2 separate regions of the Mus musculus genome follow, and region 2 is linked to region 1. A link is a loop called in an ENCODE intact Hi-C map of the cell type or tissue named here. Cell type or tissue: heart. All regions are shown on one strand. Links, peaks and the distances in the headings refer to the core of each region. The heading gives the core; the rest is flanking DNA.

Evidence for each region. A loop is a pair of places that touch in the nucleus more often than their neighbours do. Peaks named below come from ENCODE experiments on the same cell type or tissue, not always from the same donor. Only the 100,000 strongest peaks of a DNase experiment are listed, where the experiment ranks them.
Region 2: it touches region 1 in a loop (11-fold over the local background); 5 of 42 quality-filtered maps call a loop at or near these places.

What each region holds. Positions count from the first base shown.
Region 1 is chr15:93,590,025-93,592,944 of GRCm38, reverse strand. The region is part of intron 1 of Prickle1 (prickle planar cell polarity protein 1); the gene reads left to right. Among named protein-coding and RNA genes, the nearest start is that of Prickle1, 4.4 kb to the left of the region's middle. In heart, for the core only: CTCF peaks have their summits at 699 and 1,315; DNase peaks (open chromatin) are centred at 774 and 944; H3K4me3 peaks cover 1,433 bases; H3K27ac peaks cover 1,677 bases.
Region 2 is chr15:93,976,101-93,979,020 of GRCm38, reverse strand. No RefSeq gene overlaps it. Among named protein-coding and RNA genes, the nearest start is that of Gm30609, 14 kb to the right of the region's middle. In heart, for the core only: a CTCF peak has its summit at 1,252; no DNase peak of the experiment used is centred there.

The DNA of each region.
Region 1 (2,920 bases), core at 286-2,785:
TTGGGAAAGTATTTGTTCTGCAAAGATGAAGGCCTCAGTTCAGATCCCCAGGACCCATGTACAAAACTGGGTGTGGTCACCTATGCTTATCAGCAACCAGGGTCGCAGGGCAGGAGGGACCAGAGCTTGCTCTCAGGCCAGCCAGCATAAACCATCAGCAAGTTCTAGCTCTGTGAGAGACTTTGTCTAAACAAGAATTAAATAAGGTGGGGAGACATGGAGGATAATGCTGGACATCAACTTCTGACCTCCGTGCAAAGACCTACACTCACACACACACACACAGTGTTTCTCATGTGAGCATAGAAATGTTTATGTCATCTGAGCAACATAGACTCCTCCCCCTCCCCCCAGGAAAACAGTTCTGTGTTTTCTCCATGTTATATATGTTCTTCATTCACCTCTTACCACTGTGAGAATATTAGAACTGTGTAAATCCAGGTATAAAATGTTCTACAATGACAAGGAATAAGGGATAGGAAGGAGGTGTTTCCCTGTGGTTATGCTAAGGGACCGTTAGTTTTCTCCTGGTTATTGGGTAGAGATGTGTAGAGTTGCATAGTGGTGCTTTTAGAAAGTGGGTATGGACAAATGATTGGGGGGAGAAAAGCAGAGTTATCTGGAGGTCAAGCCGTGCACTGCTAATAGTGCTGTGCCTCTAAGCCTCAGCAGCAAAGGGAGCCAGCGCCTCCAACAGTATGTCAGAGACCAGGATTGCCCAAGGGCAGCAGAGCTGCTCTGTCCTTCTGGACTCCTCCCTTTGGATATAAGCATAAGCCATCCCTCAGCACCCTGGTAACCAATAAACCTCCTTGTTTATAGTAATGCTGAGCAGAAGGGGTGGGGGGGGGCGGAGATTGGCTCCTGCTGTGGGCTGGTGCGTGAGCATCCAGGACCATCGGAATGGGCTGGCCAGTAGCAACCAGGAACCCTTGCAAGCCCGTTTCCCTTGACCCTCTCTCCTGAGGAAGGCGGTGGAAAGAGACTTACTTTACAGCTTGGGGCATGCTGATGTCATGACGCTTCTGGCACAAAGATACGATAGAATAATCAGATCCCTCTCTGTGTGCCAAAATGACACGATTTTTCCACGAGCTGTTCCTGAACCGCTGGTCCACGGGCACGGCCTGTTTCCAGTTATGGAGTGCGGGAGGGGGCTCGGCGGGGTGGGGGTGGGGGTAGGGTAGGAGGAGGGGCAGGCCTCTTCAGACAGTTCGATAATTCTTCCTATGTCTGTCTGTTTAAACTACAAGCTCATAGTCACATCTGAAGGGACTTCTTTGAGAACACAAAGACAGTACTGCCTCCCGTGGTCATTTGCCTATGAGGTAAAACCCCAGATAGGCAGAAGCCGGTGTAAAACATTTGAAAACAGAGAAAGCAAGGGAGCCAACAGCTGCCATTCACTTTTTATGTGACGCCTCTCCCCCAAGTTTTGTTCTAAAAAGTTTTTAAATCAACTGGCTAGTTAAGCTGACATTGCATTTTTTTTCCCTCCCTGGGAGATTGGAGCGATCCCGTTCATTGCCAGCACGTTACATACATACTCTTCAGAAAACAAGTTAGGGGCTGTGTTATTTCATATGTCTTGGTGCCCGGTCCTACTTGTGGGTTTGCAGCTCCTGCCAGCTCTGCTCTGCTCTTCTGTTCTCAGTAGGCCTTTGGAAAGAGACATGTTGTCCGTGAAGGGTGACATTCTACATTGAGATGTCCCCCTCAGTGCCTTGAGTCCTCTCCCATAGACCCACCCTGCCCTTCTTTTATGGAGGTACTGGGCCCACAGTTCACAATTATGGTCTGTGACTTTAGTAACAACTCTGTTTGAAATGTTTCCAATTACACATGAGATTGGCCCCTCGAAGCAGCTGCGTGCCGAAAGCATTTCCTAGTGTGCTCCAAGAATCAGGCTGTGATTGCTTTTAATTTAAATAAAGGCTATTTGGCTTCCTGTGATTTTTTTTTATAACCACCTTTTCCTCAGTTTGTATTGCCTTAAAAAGTAAAAACAAAAAGAGGCCAGTATAGAGTAGCCACCAGTTTTCTAGGATACCATTTGCCTTGAACACTCTGAACTTAATAAAAGAAACTTAAAGAAACATTGTGTGCCATTGGGTTTCCCCAAGGAAGGGGGAAAGGTTACCTGGTAAGACCTTGTAAGTAGCTAGTGTTTTCAGGTTTTCTTCCTTGTTTTTCTTTAGAGACTATCGTAATTATACATTTAAGCCATTGGCTAGCATCTGACAAGTTGTCTTTTATTCAGGTTATTCCACTTTACCTTTTGAAGGACCTGGAAGAATGGTTTAAAACAAAAAATACTAAAACAGGACAGAGAGAGAGAGAGAGAGAGAGAGAGAGAGACAGAGACAGAGACAGACAGAGAGACAGAGAGAGAGAGATTTAAAATATACTTAAGACAAAACAGGAGATAGCAAATAATTTCATCTATTCTACAGGCACCAAATCTTCCTAATCTACCGCCCCTGTGGCCTCCAACTTTTTTTTTTAAACACAGTGGTGGCTCTAATCCGCTAATAGCCAGCAGATATATTTGATATACTGAACTTGAAAATAAGAAAATACACAGCCTTGGGACTTGGCTAGTGTGGACTGTGATCGGACTGGGGGACTCTGTTTCCAGAAAGGTTTTCTGCCCCCTCCCCCTGAAACACAACACCCACAGCCAGAGGGGATCCGATGCACGGCCAGGCGCTGAGGTGCTTCTCCGGAAGGCTCCTCACACGGGCTCTTTCAGTGCCTCAGAAGCATCCCAGAGAACAGAATGCTTCTTTGGGTTCAACAGTAGTTGACTTACATACATGCCAGCGTCTCTCCTGGCACTTCTGGAAATTTTCCACCTCACAGTAAATAGTGCTATTTGGTCCAGATTCGTAAATGCCACGTTTCATGGAGCCCCTGCAGG
Region 2 (2,920 bases), core at 278-2,777, 390 kb before region 1:
TTTGTTTATATAGTGTATTTCATTGATGGATTTGCATATATTGAAGCATCGCTGCATCTGTAGGATGAAGCCTACCTGATCGCGGTGAATGATCACCTCTGCTGTGCCTCTCTCAGGTAAGCAAAGTTCAGTGAAGATGTGAGACCAACAAGCGTTGCACAGCTAGCTCTATAAGCAAGCCTAACTCAGCCCCCGTAACTGTCAGTTGAATCCATTCCGAACATCATGTATCCTCCACAGGTCTTGCATCGGCATGTGTCTTGGATCTCAGTACATGCATCCGTCTCAGCTGACATCACTGTCAAGCAGCCCAAGTCTACACAAGTGGCAAGAAACTGCAGCACACCAGCAGAGGCTTGTTGGCGTGTTTCTGTCTATGGAGTCATGACAAATGCAGCTCAACTATGCAGTGTAAAGTAAGCCAATACATGTGTGTTGTTAGCAAAGAATCCTTTATCACGTGTCCTTTCACATGCTTGCTTTAGCAGAACATCCTTTCTCCTGTGTCTGCTACAGTGAAACATTCCTTCCTGAGGCTGCCTTGGCCTTTCACTTGCGCCCACTTTAGCTAAACATTCCTTCATGTGTTTGCCCCCGCAAAACACCATTCAACTGACTTTCCAAAGAACCCTTAAGTTTTCACTTCATAGAGGTTAAATCTCAGTGAACGGTTCATATGACTAAATCACTATAACATTTTATCACAAGAATTATGGAGAAACATGAAAACAAAATACATGTCTATCTATGTTTTATATAAATGTTCCAGAAAGCAATGTGAAAAACTTATTGGATTTAGTTTTTTAATGTATGTTTAATAGTATGGATGTTAAAGGAAAACTACATTCCTCTTTAAGTGTAGACTTTCTAAAACTAATTTTTTTTAACTCAGAAACTATTTTTTATCATATTTGGTAACTCTATCGGTGAGCAATGTTTAAAAATCATTAAGGTGGACAGGAGAAGAAAGCTTATTGATGGGTCATGCTGTAGTGGCAGTACTATAAGGGGCACACAAAATCTGTCACCAGGACTTTGTGAATGTCTGGATTCTTTGGAAGGGGAGTGAAGAATAAAAGTTTAAAGACAACCCGGGGTTTGGAAATGACAGGAAAATATCTGGTACCATCCTGAAAAATAGGAAAAACGTAAGAAGGAACAAAGGCGAGATGAATGAAGGTGGTGAAGTTTGAATGGGAATGACACCATAGCTTCACAGATCTGAATGCTCGGTCACCAGAGAGTGGCACTGTTTACAAGGGTTAAGAGGTGTGACCTTCTTGGAGGAAGTGTGTCACTGGAGGTGGGCTTTGAGATAGGCCCAGCGTCACCCCCTCTTCCTGCTGCCTGCTGATCCAGATATAGAACTCCCCTCTTGGCTGCAGTACCATGCCTATCTGTGCACAGCAGTGCTTCCCACCAAGATAATAATGGAATAAAACTCTGAGTCTGCATGCCAGCCCCGATTGCATGAGTTTCTTTATAAGAGTTGCCCTGATCATAGCAATGGAAATCCTAAGATAATACTTCAACACAATAAAGGCATATATGACAAAACCACAGTCAAGATTATCCTAAATGGAGGAAAATTCAAAGTAATCCTATTAAAATTATGAGACAGGGATTTCTTCTCTTCCCACTTCTCTCCAATATAGAGGTAAAAGCTCTACTCATTGCAATAAGAAACATCATGGAAGAAGGAACAGAAAGATTGCAAGAGGCAGAGCCCTGGCAACTCTGCCATGTGTGCACCTTTTCCAGAAAGTTCCATATGAGCTTTTTTTTAGTCTGAATAATATCGCATTGTATATGTTTCTTTATGCATTCACTCAATGATGAACACCTTTTACATACTATATCTTCAATGTGTAAGCCTTTTACATTCTTAACTTATTCCTAGCCTACTATTTTTGCTATCATTGTAAACTTATATGTGTTGTTAGTTTGGTGTTTTCATTTCATGTATGGTCTTTATTGGTTGGGGTAAATTCTCTCCATATTTTGTCGGAGTGGTTTTTTTATCATGACAAGTTGCCAAACTCTGTCAAATATTATTGTTTCACATCTACTGAGACAATCACTTGGTGTTTCCCTGCATTCTATTGAAGTAGCATATCACATCAATTTGCAGTTGTTAACCATTCTTGATAGATCTTTCTATGTTTTATCCTATTATTTTTGCCTTAATGTTCATTATTTCATTCCTCTTTCTAAAACATTGATTTTAGCTTCCTCCTTTTTTAGTGTCTTCAGATACAGGGTTTAGTTTGAGACGTTTCTCCTTTCTTGATATAGGCTTGTGTTCACTGTAAAATTCTCCTGCAGAACCGTCTTGACATTTACCAAAAGCTCAGTGGCGTTTCTCTAACACTGGGCATCATACCATACATTCTGCATCACTCGAACCGGATTCACAAGCCTGCAAAGTCTGTTGGCAGCTTAGCATTTACCAGGTTACCAATGCCAACAACGAAGAAGGACGTGATTCCTCCGAAACAGTACTGTAGCTTAGGCATAGAGGTAGCTAATACAGCATCCTATACTTAAATACTCAGCTAACTGACATTTTTTACATTTTTTGGTACCGGGTAATAATCAGTACTGTTAATAAGAGTTTGCACTAAGACTCTTTAAGTGTTTTATGGCCAACAACAACAGTAAAATGCCTGTCACTAACTCTAAACATAAATGTTTATATATGTGTAGATACATATATAGAGATAGATAGATACATATATAGATACATAAATAGATACATATATAGATACATATATAGATACATAAATAGATACATATATAGATACATATATAGAGATAGATATATATCATGTGTATGATATTTGAATAAGATTTACTTCAGTCTTGAGACTTCCTTATTATCATTTTGACACATAATGAATCTCTTGATCAGAACAGTCTT